2 separate regions of the Homo sapiens genome follow, and region 1 is linked to region 2. Evidence: chromatin loops called from intact Hi-C (ENCODE). Cell type or tissue: heart right ventricle. All regions are shown on one strand. Each heading gives the region's core, and the rest is flanking DNA. Links, peaks and the distances in the headings are about the cores only. Region 1 overlaps FAM210A (family with sequence similarity 210 member A). Region 2 overlaps LDLRAD4 (low density lipoprotein receptor class A domain containing 4).

Region 1 (9,008 bases), core at 3,548-6,047, 120 kb after region 2:
GACTTCATTTCCAGTTTCCTGATTATTAACATTCCTGAGCCCCGGCTTCTTTATTTCCAGTTTCCTGATTATTAACATTCCTGAGCCCTGGCTTCTTTATTTCCAGTTTCCTGATTATTAACATTCCTGAGCCCTGGCTTCTTTATTTCCAGTTTCCTGATTATTAACATTCCTGAGCCCCTGACCTCTTTATTTCCAGTTTCCTGATTATTAACACTCCTGAGCCCTGGCTTCTTTATTTCCAGTTTCCTGATTATTAACAGTCCTGAGCCCCTGACCTCTTTATTTCCAGTTTCCTGATTATTAACATTCCTGAGCCCTGGCTTCTTTATTTCGTTTCCTGATTATTAACATTTTGCCATGATGGCTCTTGCTCTCTTTGGACACTGTGACCCTTCGCCCCTAAATCAGAACGAAGACATTCACCTACATAAGCATCACATTTATAACATACACAATAGTCTACAGTTAATATATAATCTAGATTACAGTTTCCTAAATTGTCCCAGTATGTCCTTTATGGCTATTTTTCCTGTCTCTCTAGTCTGCTTTTCTCTAGAAGTGCTTCTCAGCATTCTATGGTGGAGGAGGGCAGCATGCAGGCTGGCTACTTGGAAGGACATCTCTCAACTTGGGTTTGTCTGATTGTTTCCTCAAGAGGAGATTCACGTTAAGTACTTTCGCACAGGAAAACGACAGAATGGACACTGTCCACCTCAGCACATCACAACAAGGGACACATAAAGCCAGTCTGTCCATCCTTAGTGCAGCAGGACGAGCTGCAGACAAAACCCCGCAGACACTGAGTTAAAGAAGGAAGGGCTCTATTTGGCTGGGAGCATCGGCAAGACTCATGTCTCAAAAAACTGAGCTCCCTGAGTGAGCAATTCCTGTCCCTCTATTTTTTTTTTTTTTTTTCTTTTTGAGACAGAGTCTCGCTCTGTCGCCCAGGCTGGAGTGCAGTGGCGCAATCTCGGCTTACTGCAAGTTCCACCTCCCGAGTTCACGCCATTCTCCTGCCTCAGCCTCCCGAGTAGCTGGGACTACAGGTGCCCGCCACCACGCCCGGCTAATTTTTTGTGTTTTTAGTAGAGACAGGGTTTCACCATGTTAGCCAGGATGGTCTGGATCTCCTGACCTTGTGATCCGCCCACCTCGGCCTCCCAAAGTGCTGGGATTACAGGCGTGAGCCATCACGCCCGGCCCCTGTCCCGCTTAAGGGCTTACAACTCTAAGGGGGTCCGCGTGAGAGGGTCGTGATCGACTGAGTAAGCAGGGGGTACGTGACTGGGGGCTGCATGCACCAGTAATCAGAACAGAACAGAACACAACACAACAGAACAGAACAGGGATTTTCACAGTGCTTTTCCATACAATGTCTGTAATTTACAGATAACAGATTAGGTTCGATCTTTAACTACCAGGCCCAGGGTGTGGCGCCGGGCTGTCTGCTTGTGGACTTCATTTCTGCCTTTTAGTTTTTACTTCTTTCTTTGGAGGCAGAAATTGGGCATAAGACAATACGAGGGGTGGTCTCCTCCCTTATTAGTATTACTGAGTTTGCCTCTTGGTGAAGGCAGGGTCGGTAGACCTCCACTGTAAAAGCAGCTTTCCCTATGTCATTAAGAAAGAGCATTGCCTAGATCTATTATGATAACGGTAGCGGTAAACTCTTAATTTTTAATATTAATTAGGGAAAAGATGTCCTACTCTGTGACTTCACCATAATACTAAGCAGTCAGGGAGCACCCTCGGTAGATATGGCTGATCATCCTCAAGAAAGGACTATTAAAATTACTTATCATCAAAAGTCAGAGGAAACCAGAACAACTTAAGGGAAGTTTAAAGAGATGAATTAAAAAATAAACTACGAGTCCAATCTCATTTCTTCTATCTTCTATCTTCAGTTTCAATTCTTTTTCAAATCTCTTTCTAGATAACAACTAAATCTCATTAAGATAAGGTTTAGGCCAGGCGTGGTGTCAAGACTTGTCTCTATAAAAAATTAAAAAATAAAAGATCATACAAACAATGGACTGAGACTCCAAGCACAAGCTGTATTGTCACTGGCCTGCATCCTTTGTCAGATAAAGAAGCAAGCATCTAGTTCCAATATTTTTTTTTTTTTAGATGGAGTTTCGCTCCAGGCTGGAGTGCAATGGTGAGATCTCGGCTCATGGCAACCTCTGCCTCCTGGGTTCAAGCGATTCTCCTGCCTCAGCCTCCCAAGTAGCTGGGATTACAGGCTCTGCAATTCTGTAGTGTAATGCACCACCATGCCTGGCTAATTTTTGTATTTTTAGTAGAGATGGGGTTTCTCCATGTTGGTTAGGCTGGTCTCGAACTCCTGACCTCAGACGATCCGCCTGCCTCAGCCTCCCAAAGTGCTGGGATTACAGGCGTGAGCCACTGTGCCCGGCCCCACTTATTTCTAAACTGTTGATGACTTTTCTTAAAAATAACTTTCATTTCCTCTGGAATTACTGAACATGAAGTATTAATGAGGGTCTGATTCAAACAGAAACATCTACTGTTTGTCACTTTCTACTCTGAAGTGCCCACAGCCAGCCAGGAATCTGTGCTTCTCAAACTGCCAGCTTTACAACTGTTTCCACAGATGAAGAAACACACAAGGACAAAAGCACATTCACTGTCTGGATAAAGTGCAGTAGAAATCAATCAGGGTTTTGCCTCACAGTGGATCTGTAACTTTAGGAACTTGAGGTCTCAAACACAAGGCATCTAAATGCAGGGACCACATCATCATTGCTGAGCCACACTTGATCAAACTAAAGCACTTCTGGACATAAGACACCAGATCTCTGCAAGGCTTTGCCAGATAGGAGCGGCAACAAAGCTCAGTTTAAAATAAAATCTATTAGCATGCACAATTTAGAACTCCCTGAAATAAAGTATTTCAAAAACCTGAGAACTTCATCACTCTGTCATTCTAAATATAGAATGACATTTTGCTCTACGATGCCTAGAAAGGCAGTAATGCGAGCTATCAGGGTAACCAAGACAAACACTGGTCAGTAATGAGGCATGATGTCAAATGCCCATCTTTCCAGCTACAAACTATTTTTCTCCCTTTCTTTTAATAGTAAGTAGGCAACAAGCAAATAACACAGAACTTTTTCCAGTTAAAACAAACAAACGAACAACACTAAAATATAACTAGCCTCTTGTCAGGTGAATTGACAATCTGTATTTAGTATAATCAACTTCAACTTTTAAATACAATCATCCTACAGTGAAAATATTCGAATTCCTTTTTCTTTCATTCATGAATTTGATTTTTTTAAGCATTACTTGTGATTAAGATCTTCATATAGAATAAATTGACTTTCAAATTTTGAAGGATCTAATAAAAACCCCAAGGAGGACTGTTCTGGAAAGCAACCCATCCTGCCCATTATAAATTCTCTACGTGATGCTATGACAGAATTGACCCAGTGGTCGTGGCGGGGCAGTAGTGGTGGTCTAGCAACCCGATTCCTATGCTAACAAATAGCCCCAAAGCAAGGTGTAATGGGGAAGGGTATTATTTTAAAGTAGACAGTTGTATCACCATGTTTACATATAAGCATTCTGCAAAAAAGAGGGAGGAAAATAAAACTAAGAAAGTTGCATTTTACAGGGGATGACAGAGCATCACCCACAGCTGCTTCAGATGCCCACAGCACTGAAGAAATCTTAAGCATTATTAAGATCACTAGATTATTCTGGGTCTACTTTTTCAGTTACAGAACTTTTACCAGAGAATAAGGAAAAGTAAAAGGAACAAAAATATTATTCTTAATAGCCTAAATGAGAATCTCATATTCAATTAATTAAAAGCTTGAATTTCTCCCTCTAAGGCCAGCCAGGAGGCCGAATGCCTTGCCTTATCATACATGGGCAACCTGACGAGGGCAAAAGAAACACATATGTATTTTTCATGTCATCTTTCACAGACTGAATCACAAAAATCCTCCATGACTCAAAAAAGAAAATTTAATATGTAGAAATCCATTCATTACATAGCAGGACTGAATGCCTACAATAACTTTTGATCAAAATGGTAACTTTATTTTCTGTCAAAAAACCAAGGGCAGTTTTGAAGACTTCTATAAATATTAATCATGTCCAAAAATGTCATTAATAAACCAAGAAACAATTCCATAAAATATACACCTAAAGAATCTTCTGCAAGGAAAGATACAATTCTTAAAGAAAAGGATATGCAATGAAGAAGGATATAATTAAATAAGAGGAACATAATGTAAAGATACAAAGTGAAACAGAACAGCATCAATTACACAAGGTGAAAAAAAATCCTTTTAGAAATTTTGTCAAGAAATCTATGTGGTCCTGTGTTCCCAAAAATAGGTAGTTTCTATTCCATCATCCTGGAAGAGCTACTTATAGCTTAGTCTGCAATAGGCTGCTTCTAAAGAGTGAGCTTTACGTACAACACTAACCATATTTTGTTAATGTCTTGATATCAAGCCATTAAATATAATCAAGCACTGAAAACCACTCAACTCTGGAAAGTATAAAATAATTCTCAACCAATTAGGAGAGTTTACTGAAGTGTCTAAGTCCTTCACGCACACCAGGCCCGGACACTGAGGAATGGGCACTCGGCCGACTAGTGGCAGAAATGGGAAATCACTGGTCCTCCTAAGCCTAAAGCAGTGTGAAGCAAATAACTTACCTTAAGGGGAAGGCATAGTATTAACAAGAGAGATGCACTTTAAATTGTATGTTTCAAAACACTGGGAGGCTAGACCTACTAGATTAATTTCTGATCAGAACAAAAGACCTTTCCTTGACACTTACTGGACTTGGGTAATATCAATGCAAACAAATTAGCCGGACTTTGGCAAAATCTTGCAAATTTCCCACCAAAACCATACATATGGCAAAATAGACATCTTTTCACATTTATGAACATTCTAAGAAATATATAATTATGGAGTCATGGTGCTGCCAAATTTCTGAAATTTGATTATTTTATGTCTGTGCTTTCCTGAATGCCAGGATGAGATCTGCATATAGGAGAGTGTATGCTTTGAGATCAGACGCACCTAATTGGGTTTTTAGTCCAGGCACCACTTCTTAGCAACTGAGTTATTTTGGGAAAAGCTGAACTATTTTTACTTCTCCTTGCCTAATCTGTTTTCTCATTCATAAAATGGGTGTAACTGTGTAACTTGCTTTATATGGTTGCTGGGAGGATTAAATAAGATGAAACAGTTAAAAACTGCACCAGATGCTTGCTCCAAACAGTAAGCAAATGTTAGCTATTATTATTAAAATGTGAAAAAACAGTTATCCTCTATTGATGAAAAACATTAAAGCATTTAAAAATCTAAAGCTATCATTAGTACAATTAAAAAGATTAATATTCTGGTAAGACAGGGAAAGACATTCAACTAAGCAAAAACTTACTTCAAGGCTGCATAATAAAATGTTCCAAACCAAACACCAGAAGTTATTAGATGCACTGGAATCAGAACTTTTCCATACTGTCTAAATGTCTTCTTGAATCGTTGATAAAGACTAATAGATTTGTCTTGCAAAGGATCAGGCTCTTCCTTTTTTTCCGGAGTTCCCTGAGCTGTGGCACTGGATGAAAAAACCCTCCTGAATGAAACATGTTGCTTCCCTTGCTTATGGCGAAGGACTCCTGGTTGGGGTGGATGAGCATCCAATGGCCTCCTTTCCTTTGCAACACACTGGGCAGCAGATAAATGCAACCATTGTTTTTGAGGGCCTTGTACCAAAACCACTTTGGATTCAGCATTGTATAAAAGTAAAGGTCCCTTTACATTTTGACAGTGTCCAAAGAGACCAGCATTATGTGGTTCCAAGCATGTCCTGCGTGCCAGTCGAGATACAGTCCGTGGTACATTCCATTGCATTTTGAAGAGTGTTGATAGGTTTCAGCTTCTACAAAGACAATTTTTCAAAAAAATTAGGTAATACTTAGGTTTCCATTTTAAATCAATTCATTTGAAAATCAATCATTAACCATTAGGAAGTAAAAAGACAGACACTGCTACATAATCCACAAAAACTGATGTTAGGGTATAGAGTTTAAGCACAGTGTAATTTTAAAATCTCATAAAGGCCAGGTGTGGTTACTCATACCTGTAACCCCAGCACTTTGGGAGGCCAAGGCGGGTGGATCACCTGAGATCAGGAGTTCCGAGACCAGCCTGGCCAACATGGCAAAACCCCATCTCCACTAAAAATACAAAAATTAGCCAGGTGTGGTGGTGGGCACCTGTAATTCCAGCTACTCAGGAGGCTGAGGCAGAAGAATCACTTAAACCCGGGAAGCGGAGGGTGCAGTGATCTGAGATCGGGCCACTGCCCTCCAACCTGGGTGACACAGCAAGACTCCAGCTCAGAAAAATAAAATAAAATAAGCCAGGTGAGGTGGCCCACGCCTGTAATCCCAGAATTTTGGGAGTCTGAGGCAGGCGGATCGCTTGAGGTCAGGAGTTCGAGACCAGCCTGGCCAACATGGCAAAACCCTGTCTCTACTAAAAATACAAAAATTAGCCGGGAATGGTGGTGTGTGCCTGTAATTCCAGCTACTCGGGAGGCTGAGGCATGAGAATTGCTTGAACCCAGGAGGTGGAGATTGCAGTGAGTTGAGATCATGCCACTGTACTCCAGCCTGGGGGACAGAGCAAGACTCCGTTTCAAAAATAAAATAAAATAATAAAAATCTCATAAAACACACCATTTAAATATGATATGGTAAACTAGTCCAGCTGACACCATGGGGAATAATGTTTTGAGGCCTCTTGTTCTATAGAAGCAGTGTAGTATAGTGGGGGAAAAAATAAGATCTGGGTTCTGATGCTTTGGGGATATAATTCCACATAATTCCCTTTCAGGAACCAAGCCCATGTCCACTACTAAAATGAAGATGACTTTACAGGATTGTCACCAGGAATTACATAAAATTTCTGATGTAAAGACACTTTTGTAAACTAATGAGCATCATAAATGTTATTTATGATTACAAATGTTAAAATCTGATGAATTGTTGATATTAGTATTATTTACACTATAATGCCTTCGGACTAAGTTATCAAGTTATAAATCACTTACGTTATTGAATGGCGAGAAGAATTGCCTGGTATTTATTTTCTTCCCCACCCCCATATCAATGGTGGAGAGAAAAAAAGTGTAGAGTGATGTCTCACTATTTGATCTGGCATCAGCATAGAACAAAGATTTACAAGATGGCGAGACACAGTGGCTTCGGCTTGTGGTTCCAGCTACTCGGGAGGCTGAGATGGGAGGACACTTGAGCCCAGGTATTTGAGGCTGTAATGCATTTGTGAACAGCTACTCCACTCCAGCCTGGACAATACAGCAAGACTGCAAGCCTTTTTTTTTTTTTTTTTTAAGAATTATAGAGACTTCCAGATAATTACTTAGCCTCTCTAGACAAAGGTTCTCCCAGTGGTAAATGTAATTATAGTAGCCATTACCATATAGTCAATCAGTCCCCTTCCTTCAACATCAGGTGGTACCACACATGCCTTCCCACTCCCAATGCCAGCTCTACCTTACTACTAACATGTTGAGAACAGACACTTTAACTATATCCTAAGTAACAGACAGTGAGATCTGAATTAGCACCCCTATAAATGAGCACTGCAATAAATACAGATACTCCATCTTACACGAATATTCTTTATCTGGTGTACAAAGTTGACTGGCAAAACAAAAACTGTCATCATATAAAAACATTCATTAGTAATTATCCACCTACAAAAATTAATCCCCTGACTCATCCCTCCCAAATGAATAATTAACATCAGCTCCTAACAGACTCTCACAGATAATCCAACAACAGTACAAATGAGTTGATAAGGGAAACTGCAAATCTTGCAAAATAAATAGGCTCCCAAGAAGTCTTTTAAAAAGTGATACTGGGCTGGGAGCGGTGGCTCACGCCTGTAATCTCAGTACTTTGGGATGCCGAGGCAGGCACATCACCTGGTGAGGAGTTCGAGACCAGTCTGGCCAACATGGTGAAACCCCATCTCTCCTAAAAATATAAAAAAAAATTAGCCGGGCATGGTGGTGCACGCCTGTAATCCCAGCTATTTGGGAGGCTGAGGCAGGAGAATCATTTGAACCCCAGAGGTGGAGGCTGCAGTGACCCGAGGTCGCGCCACTGCACTCCAGCCTGGGCAACAGAGTGAGACTCGTCTCAAAAAAAGAAAAAAAAAAGTGATACTGGAGATTAATTTCAGACAAAGCAGACTGCAAACATTCTTTGATTATAAGAGTTAAAGAGGGGCACTGTATAATAACAAGAATGAAAAGAAGACATAACAATCCTAAACACGTATATACCTAACGAGAGGATCAAAATAAATGAGGTGAAAACTACAGAACAGAAAGGAGGAAAGAAATTCACTCTTAGAGACGTCAACACTCCGGTCAACAACCTTGATAAACCCAGCAGGCAGAATGTCTGTAAGGATAGAGTTAAACTAAACAACAATGTTAATCAATTTGATCTAACTGACATTTATAGAATACTCCATTCAACAACAGCAGAATACACATTCCACTCAAGTTCACATGGAACATTCAACAAGCAGACCCCATGCTGGGCCATTAAATATACTGTAACAAATTCTAAAAAATGAAAATCATGCAAAGTTATGTTCTCAAACTAAAAGAGATACTAGAAACCATTAACATAAAGATAGCCGGGAACTCCCCCCACTCCCAATTATGTGGAATTTAAACAACATACTTCTAAAAAAAAATCTTCAAACTTCTAAAAAGAAATTTAAAAATATTTTGAAGTAATTGAAAAAAATACAACTTAACAAAATCTGTGGGATGCAGCAAAGCAGTGCTTTGAGGACTAAACTTTGACCTTTTTCCTCTTGTCCAAATTCCTATCTAAGGGGTCTGGGGAGTCACACCCTGCAAACCATGAAATTCCATCAGAGGGGTTTTATTTAACCCTATATAAA
Region 2 (9,008 bases), core at 3,109-5,608:
CTTACTCTTTTCTGGGGCATCATCCAGTTATTTTTCCTCAGTCATAGAATTTGGGGCTTTTGAAAATGTCTCTTCGAGAAATAGACACACACCTTGCAACTCCTTAAGATCTTGCCCTTGTAATTAAATTTTTGAGCACCATTTTTATATAGGAGTAAATGAGATAATTAAGAGATATTTCAAGAAAGAGAAGTATATGAGAAAATAAATGGTTTCTGCTGCGTGATTAAACACTGCAGCTGAGACCTTGATGAGCAGTCATTTGTTGGAAGTGTACTTCATCATCGGGAGTGGTGTCCTGATTATCGTTCAAGAAACATGTTGGGAGAAGGCAAAGACGGACGTGATGACACCTGTGCAAAGACGGACGTGATGACATGTATGCCGAAGCGTGTCTTGACTCAGTGTAGGATTGATACCAACATCTCTTGGATGTTGTGGGATATGGAGCATTAAAATATACAATAATTTATGCTAGTGGTGCAGTGTAATGAGGACTTGCTGTGAATCTCAAATCGATTTCGGAGAAGCTGAACCTAATGTTTTCCTGATTGTCAAACCCTCCAGTAATGATTATAAATAACCACTGTTTTCTTTATATTAGAGAAAACCTAAAAGAAAAACCAAACATGTTCAACAATGAGCAACAGTACAAAAGAAAAAGTACAAAGTCTAGCATATCCAATAACAATTATTAGCTAATTAATTTTACTTGACCACCTGGTGTTGGAGGCATCCCTCTCCTCTCTGGCATGGTAGAGTGAGAACTTCCTGGTCCTATAGATCCAGGCCCAAATCGTGGTCCTGACTCAGTGTTTTTAAGATAATGTGTCCTTGGACAAGTTGCTTGATGTCTCTGAGTTTCCATTTCCTCATCTGTGAAAGGTGATCATCACACCTGCTTTTATAGGTAGATGTGGCTTGCTGTGAGGGTAAATGACAGTGCAGCTGTGTTTGGTAGAGGGACTGTCATGGAATCACCATCCTTGATCCCGGTGACCCAGACTGGCCACCTTGAGGCTTTGAAACTCTCAGCCAGCTCTGCCAACCTACATCAGTGAGACCTCAGCCTGCCTCGTTTCTCCACTCCCTTAACTAGGTCCATTACTTTGAAATTTGTTATCAATGAATTTGTTTACATTTTTTAAATTTTAATATATTTAATTGACAAAGATTGTCTCTATCCTGTGTATACAATGTGATTATTTGATACATGTATATACATTGTGGACTGATGATGACAGTCAGGCTCACATGTTCACCACCCACGCGGTCCGTCAGAGCCTCAGAACTTGTTCATCTTATAACTGAAAGTTCGTACCCTTTGACTAACATCTCCCCATCGTCCCTAATGGCCCAGCCCCTGGAAACCCCCATTCTACCCTCTGCTTCCGTGAGTTCCACTTTTTTAGATGCAACATGTGAGATTTAAAAAAATATCCAGTGAAGGCTGTCGATGGGACATTGATGAACCTGGGGGCTATGTGAGCTCTGGGCTGGCGCCTACCCCTCCCACCCAAGGAATCTCTGCTTCCCGGGCTGTGCCCTCCTGTGTGATCTGAAGTAGGGAAGTGGTATACTAACTTTTGGAAACATTCAGCTGCCAAGTTTCCTCTGCTGCAGGCTTTAAATAGATCCAACTGAGAAAGGAAGGTAGAGCTTGAACCAACTGCCACCCTCTATATAGAGACGGTTGTCGCCTGGTCTAGTGTAACAAATAGAGTTCTTTGTTAGAAGAGGAAAGAAACTTAACCCCTCATTTCCCATTTCTGATGATTTAGGGACAGACCTGATGGTTTACCAAAGATACACCTGAAGCTTTACTATTTCTTGTCACTCTATATTTTTTAGTAAAACTTATTTTTATCTTTGGAGATGACAGGCATCTTTGTTTTAGGGATAACTAATTATGCCTGTAGAGAACATGAGCATGTTCACAACCCCCAATTAATCTTTAACCCAGAATCCATAGAGCGTTTTTTAGGCTGACAGTTAGACCCAGTTTAATTGTGGATGGATGGTAGGATTCCAGACACTTCAGATGAAAATCCATCCAGCCATGCCTGTGGATGCCCCTTGGAAGGAGGTTGGAGCTTGGGCCACTGAGAAGGTGGATATTGCATGTCCTGACTCCCCAGATCTGTTTACACAACAGCGATTTTCCGGATAGAGTAGCACAAGGAAGGAAGTGAAAGGGGGATAGTCTTCATTTGCGGAGGGTGAGTCTAGGGAGCAGAATGGACATGTTCTGCAGCTTTGCCATGTGACTCCTTTCAGCACAACAGAAAACATACAGGGCACAGAGCTTCCTTACTGAATGCCTCAATGGTCACGACATTAATGCGTCAGCAGGACTGGAGGATGGCAGCTAGGAGTGCTGATAAACGGGAGGCTCCGTCCTTCTCATACATCAATAAACACTTAAGTGCCTGGCAAATGCCTGGCCCCACGGGAGATGTAGAAGCCACAAGACCGACCCCTGTTCTCAAGGATCTTTAAACAGATGGCCTCTAAAGGCCCCTCAGTGATTCTTGAGCTATGGTTTAAACCCCCACAGCTAGGTTAGAGCTGGGCCATTTTCTTTTTAAAAAATTATTTTTATTTTGCTATTATTTACATTTTTTAAGAGAGTCTCTCTCTCTCTCTCTCACCTAAACTGGAGTGTGATGGTATAATTATAGCTCACTGCAGCCTCAACCTCCTGAGCTCAAGTGGTCCTCCCAACCCAGCCTCCCAAAGAGCTGGGACCACAGGTATGCACCACCACACCTGGATAATTGTGGTTTTTTTGTAAAGATGGGGGTCTCACTTTGTTGCCCAGGCTAGTCTTGAACTCCTGGCCTCCCAAATTGTTGGTATTATAGGCGTGAGTCGACAGGCTCCGGCATAGGCCATTTTCAAACTCCCAGATTCTCTCCCTTTTGATGCTTTTTGCTGATAATTATAGAAATTTTACTTTCCTTTTTCCCTCCTAAATGGAGCAGTATTCTGGTTTGGAGGATGGCTGCTATTCAAGTAGTCCTTGTCAGAAGCAAGCCTATGTTGTTGTATCTAAAGGTAAATTGCACATCTCTGGCAATTTTCCTTGCCAGCGCGTATACTGAAGCCATCCCCAGCGCTCGCCTTTGCCAGGTGGCCAGGCCTCAGGGTGGGGCTTGCTTGTCTTTCCCCTCTGCTAAGACCTGCATACTTAGTGCTCTGAGAACCTTTCCTCGCCTCACCTGCTCTCCTTGGTTTTTCTGTTTTTGAGAATGGAAAAAGTTCATTTTTGTGTTCCCATTTTCTAAAAAAAAAAAAAAAAAAAAAAAAAACTCACAAAAAAGCCCAAGCCTTTGTGGGGTCTGAGTCGTGGCGAGTGCGGCAGGTGAGGGTGCGCAGACCCACGACCCCGCCTCTGCGCTGCCGCCCCCCTTCCTCCTGGCGGGGCCGTGAGTCTGGAAACCATTTCCCTTCATTGCCTTGGCAGTGCTCCAGCCCTCCCGTGATGATTTCCCTGTGGCTGGTCGGGGGTCATTCAAGTCCAGGTGTGCCTTGCTCTTTAGGCATGATTTAGATTGGAATCTCCTGCCTTCTCTGAAGAACGAGTGCTTTCTGTCCATACCTCCTGCCTCCCCAAAGAAAAGAAAAAAACAGACATTAAAAGTGAGGCTCAGCCAGCAGGAATTTATAGTCAGAGTTGCCCCATGCATGTCAATTATGCTTACCTTACAATTTTAGAACACGGAGTATGTATTTCACCCTGTATGCCCTTGTCTGGAAAATAAAGGTAATTAAATCTCATGCCGTCATGATTTGAACCCAAAACAGCAATGTAAAACAAAGCCATACACCAAACAACTAGGTTTTCTAGGATTATATCTCCCCATAAAACATCAAGTATCCTCAGAGGGGTTTTGTAAAATCATAATACATTGGCTTTTAGGTCGACCAGTTGTCCACAGTAGAGGGTTGGCCAGGGGTGTCCAGGAGTGGGATGAAGGCCACAGCTGAAGAGACCATCTTCCCTGATCCCAGACAGCCCCTGTGACGGGCCTTTGTGCTGTGAGGGCCTGAACCACAGAAGCGAACAGCCGTTGCCAGCGCCAAGCTGGGCCAGGGCCCGGCCGTGCTGGCCTGCGAGCAGCCCGGGCAGACCTCCAGGCAGCAGGACAAAGGGGCGCTGCGGTCCTCAGCCACACAGCCAGGGTGGCGGGGATAACAGCCCCTTGTCATCGCAGGGTTGTGACATTGGCATGAGCCGCCCTCACAGCTGGACCGTCCTGGCGCTTGTCTTGGGCTGTGGAACGAGCCAGCCCAGCTGTACTGAAATGCCCATTCTTTTCTCCTTTCTCGTGCCCCTGTCAACAAGCAGACAGACAAAAGGGTTCTATTGTGGCTCATGCCGTGAGCATAACCTTTCTCTGCCATGGGAAGGAGATGGGTGTGCTCAATGGTGGCAGAGCTCTGTACCTGCACCTCACTTTGTGTGTGGAGGGGAATTGGGATTTGTGTTTTGTAGCCTCTAGGACAGAGCTCCTCCATGCTTGCGGGGTCGCACATTTTGGACGGGGCCTTAAGGAGTTTGTGTTGATATTCAAAGGAAGAATTCCATCAGCGTTGATCAAACGTGGCTCTGAAGACTGTGACGATGATGTCCCATGTGGCATTAAACACAAGCCGAGCTGCTGCTCCAAGGCACGCCATTCGTCCATTCGTTCAGTCCAACAAGCCTGGGCCATGAATTTTCTCTGGGACCCGCATCATCTCATAGTGGGGACACAGAAATGCTCCCTCCCAGCCCCTGCTCCTGGGGCTGTGGTGTCTGGTAGAGAGGGCAGGTGTCTAACATGGTTACAGTTACATCCGCTTGGTGGGACTTGATGACAAGACTAACGGGCAGCCAATGAGACCCCCGTCAGTGCTGGGGAGATAGTAGGGGAAAGGGCACTGAGCCAGGACAGTAAGCTATCCCTTGGCTCCTGTTCCTGTCTCTGGAAGGTCAGTCTGTCCTGGAGGAGAAGCCAACACCCATCTCTGTTCAGCACAACGGGCATGAGTTTTCTTATATTTTCAATAAAGAGCATGCCTTAGACTTTTTTTTTTTTTTGAGACAGAGTCTCGCTCTGTTGCCAGGCTGGAGTGCAGTGGCGCAATCTTAGCTCATTGCAACCTCCACCTCCTGGGTTCAAGTGATTCTCCTGCCTCAGCCTCTCGAGTAGCTGGGACTACAGGCGCCTGCCACCACGCCCGGCTGATCTTTGTATTTTTAGTAGAGACGGGGTTTCACCATGTTGGCCAAGATGGTCTCGATCTCTTGACCTCATGATCCACCCGCCTTGGCCTCCCAAAGCGGTGGGATTACAGGCACGAGACGCTGCGCCCAGCCAAGAGTATGCCTTATATTAAATGACAGCAGGTGTCTCTTGGCCCAGTGGAAATAATTGATGTGGTGCTATACTATGGCTTTATGTCTTTATCCTTGACACATGGGTTCTCCCCACAGTCCCCCAAAAAGAGAGGATTTAAATATGTATAGGTTTACTTACAAACATCTGCCCAAAGGGTATTAGAGTAGCATGGAAAGTGGAAAATCATTTAGACTTGTTGAACTTCTGCTTTGTGCTGAATACTGTGCTAGAAATTCAATGGACTCAGTGTCCCTGTGAGGAGAGGGTCCTGCTGAGCTGATGGGGAAGCGAAGCCCAGCCTGGTGCAGCCTGGCCTGGAGTCACACAGCGTGTGTGAAAGAGCCTAGAACCAAGCCGCGCCTGGCCCAGGGGGGAAGCAGCCCTGCCAGTGCACGCAGACTTGTTCCCGTGTCACTGACCTCATCCTCATCGTGGGTTGCTCTGGTTTGCCTTGGTCAATATTAATCATTTCCCCCTGCCTCCCAGCTTCACTAGTTTAACTATGACGTGCATGTGCTTTTGTGGGTACCCTAAGAGTCCAGGGGCGCTGCTAAGAAAGACAAATACACACACGTAGGGAAGAAACACAAGTACCTTGCGTCTTCCTAATCTAACAGTGTCTGGATTGCTTCAGATTCCTGGAGTAGCTGGACTGAAGGCAGAGATGAGGGGCTTGTTGACCTGGGAGCTCTTTATAGCTAATGCTGCTCGGCTTCAGTTCCTGAGGCCTGCTGCCGTAGGGCCTGCCTGCAAACGCACTGTCACCACCCCCCGCCGCTGCAGCCCCCCAGGAGTTACGCTTTTGCAGAAGACCCAGCTGCCTAAGTAAAATTAAACACCCTCAAGCTGTTTGAGGCTCTTAAAAACATTTTCTCAGCACTGAACTTCTCTGAAGATCTGAGACTATTAGCACAAAACCAAGAGTTCTCTCTAAACTGCTTTTCTCTTTCCCCTGAATGCAAATGAACTTCCCCTGCTGGTTTCCATTCATCTGACAGGTCATAATTGTGACGTTGGTAAAATAGAGAAAGTTCCCTTTTGAAAATTGAGCTATGAGAACTTTTTTTGTTAAAAAAAAAAAAATAGAATATTTGCTTATTTTAAAAATAGAGTGACACAGTGATAATGGTGTCATCATTTAAACTCTACCCTATAAACTCTAGTTTGGACATGTCTTGGCTTATTGGAAATAATGAAAGTATTAACGCTGTGGATTTTTTGTTATAGTGGGTGTCACTGTTAGGAATTGTGAGTCACAGACATCTGGTCATCGTGCCTTCAACCCACAAGCAGTTATTGCCTCACATTAGAAACAAGTTTGGCCGGGCACTGTGGCTCACACCTGTAATCCCAGCACTTTGGGAGGCCGAGGAGGTGGGGGGTGGGGGGATCACCTGAGGTCAGGAGTTCGAGACCAGCCTAGCCAACATGGCGAAACCTGTCTCTACTAAAAACACAAATATTAGACAGGTGTGGTGATGTGTGCCTGCAGTCCCAGCTACTCAGGAGGCTGAGGCAGGAGAATCACTTGAACCTGGGAGGTGGAGGTTGCAGTGAGCCAAGATCATGCCACTGCACTCCAGCCTGGGTGACAGAGTGAGACTCCGTTTACAAAAAAAAAAAAAAGAAAAAAACAAGTTTGCAGAAGGCAGCATGGGGCTGGTATAGGGGCCCCACTAAGTCCTCGAGGATCCAGGTTATCTCTTTCGGCCCCACTCTCCCAGCACTTAGTGTCCAGCTCTGAGGTTGTTTCATGGTCTAGAATGGCTGCTGGAACTCCAGCCAGGACACTCACACTGCAGTCTGGACCATGGAAGAAGAACTGAAGTCCAAAATGATACATGCCTCCTTCCTTTAAAGACCCTTCCCAGAAGTCCCACACACCGCTTCTGCCACTGTCTCCTGGCCAGAACCTCACCGTAAGGCCACACCAGCTGCAGGAGGAACTGGACAAGGTTCCAGTCTTGCTAAGGAAGAAAGGGAAGGCAGAATAAAAACGAGTGCACTTCACGCCCCACATCAGGACCTGTGGCCTTCGTTATAATTTAGGGTCTCTGTATCACAGTAGACAGACCCCGTGGTTAGAGGCCTGCTGAGTGTAGGTTTCAGGTCTTCCTGTCTCTTACCTTATCAAGTTATTTAAATTTATAACATAGCCAAGCGTGCGTCTATCCAGGAAGTGTGTTCACATCTAGTCAGCATGGTCATCTTGAAGGGCTCAGGGAAAGACCCTCATACCCCACCTTCACCAATCCCTTGGTCATGAAGGATGTTGGCTCCTCTCACCTGCACCCTCTACCCAATGTGATGTTTGTAGGCACCCCATGAATAAACATTTTATGAATGAGTTGATATTAGTGGATTACACGAGCAACTACATCATTTGAAAAAAAAAATGATTATAAGAAGCTAAGAGAAGTTGTGACACTAATCCAATACTGAGATGCTTGTTTTAGATGATGTCATACTTTCATAGCAGACACTAGAGAAGCGCCCTTTGCCCTCCTCCCCACTCCTGGGGCCTTCCCCACACGTGGCCTCAGAAACTTCTTTCCCACGCTTGGGCCTCCCAGGGCCGCCCCATCCTGCAGGCTCAGGGGCTCAGACTCTGAACTATTAGCTCCATACTAGCCCTGCGCTATCTGGGGAATAAAACACTCTCTGTACTCTTGTCTCTATAGAAAAACTTTTTTTCAGTTGCAGGATAAGCCAATTAGAAATGAATTTTGGGCACCAAACTGATTCATAAGTCGGATGTTGCTTATCTTCACTTTACTTTAAAATGAATTGCTTTTATGTGTCTTTCAAGGAAAAAAATATTCTCAAAAAATCTGTAGCACTAATGATTAGCCTTACTTTGGGCTAATTTCCCTTTTGATAGAAACGAATGATTGTACCAACAACTTAAATTTCCCTTGGGGCTGGGCACAGTGGCTCAAACCTGTAATCCCAGCACTTTGGGAGGCCAAGTTGGGCAGATCACTTGAGGTCAGGAGTTCGAGACCAGACTGACCAACATGGTGAAACCCCTGTCTCTACTAAAAACACAAAATTTAGCCAGGCTTGGTGGCAGGTGCCGGTAATCCCAGCTACTTGGGAGGCTGAGGCAGGAGAATCGCTTGAACCCGGAAGGCAGAGGTTGCAGTGAGCCAATATCGTGCCACCGCACTGCAGCCTGGGTGACAAAGTGAGACTCTGTCTCAAAAAATAAATACATGAAAAATAAAAAATAAATTGCGCTTGGAAGAATAAGAAGTTATTTATATTTAGTTTTTTGTTTTAAAAGTATGCATGGGGAAGCAAGACAGCTGATCCCCATCAAAATTAAGCTGCTGGGCTTAGAAAGTGTTTTGGGGGAAGGGGTTGTATTTTATTTTGCAGGTGGTTTTTCTTCTTTTTGACAAAATCATTAGGCCTTTGAAGGACATTTTTGATCTAAGCAAAGCAAAGATAAAAGGTAGTGATAGAAGGTGACGTTTTCACTTGCTCCCTAACACTTGTGAGTCAGGCAAGGAAGAAGGACAGACGTGACTCGTCTGGGACGGTCTGCACCGGAGCATGTGGGGGGCCTGGTCTGTGCGCAGGTCAGCCCTTCTGTGGGTAGTGGTTTTCTCAAGATGC

Evidence for each region. A loop is a pair of places that touch in the nucleus more often than their neighbours do. Peaks named below come from ENCODE experiments on the same cell type or tissue, not always from the same donor. Only the 100,000 strongest peaks of a DNase experiment are listed, where the experiment ranks them.
Region 1: a loop joins it to region 2, with 4 times the contacts of the local background. A loop is called at or near these places in 1 of 110 quality-filtered maps.

Annotation. Positions count from the first base shown.
Region 1 is chr18:13,676,169-13,685,176 of GRCh38, forward strand. FAM210A (family with sequence similarity 210 member A) reads right to left here. Exons shown (of 4, transcript NM_152352.4): 2 at 5,437-5,937. The coding sequence starts at 5,909. Among named protein-coding and RNA genes, the nearest start is that of FAM210A, 46 kb to the right of the region's middle. RefSeq lists an enhancer at 1-399. In heart right ventricle, for the core only: a CTCF peak has its summit at 4,650; a DNase peak (open chromatin) is centred at 4,635; H3K27ac peaks cover 1,545 bases.
Region 2 is chr18:13,561,296-13,570,303 of GRCh38, forward strand. All of the region lies in intron 4 of LDLRAD4 (low density lipoprotein receptor class A domain containing 4), which reads left to right. Among named protein-coding and RNA genes, the nearest start is that of MIR4526, 45 kb to the right of the region's middle. RefSeq lists enhancers at 1,175-1,224, 1,275-1,694, 5,373-6,000, 5,582-5,661, 7,682-7,831. In heart right ventricle, for the core only: no CTCF peak of the experiment used is centred there; DNase peaks (open chromatin) are centred at 3,471 and 4,126; H3K27ac peaks cover 2,500 bases.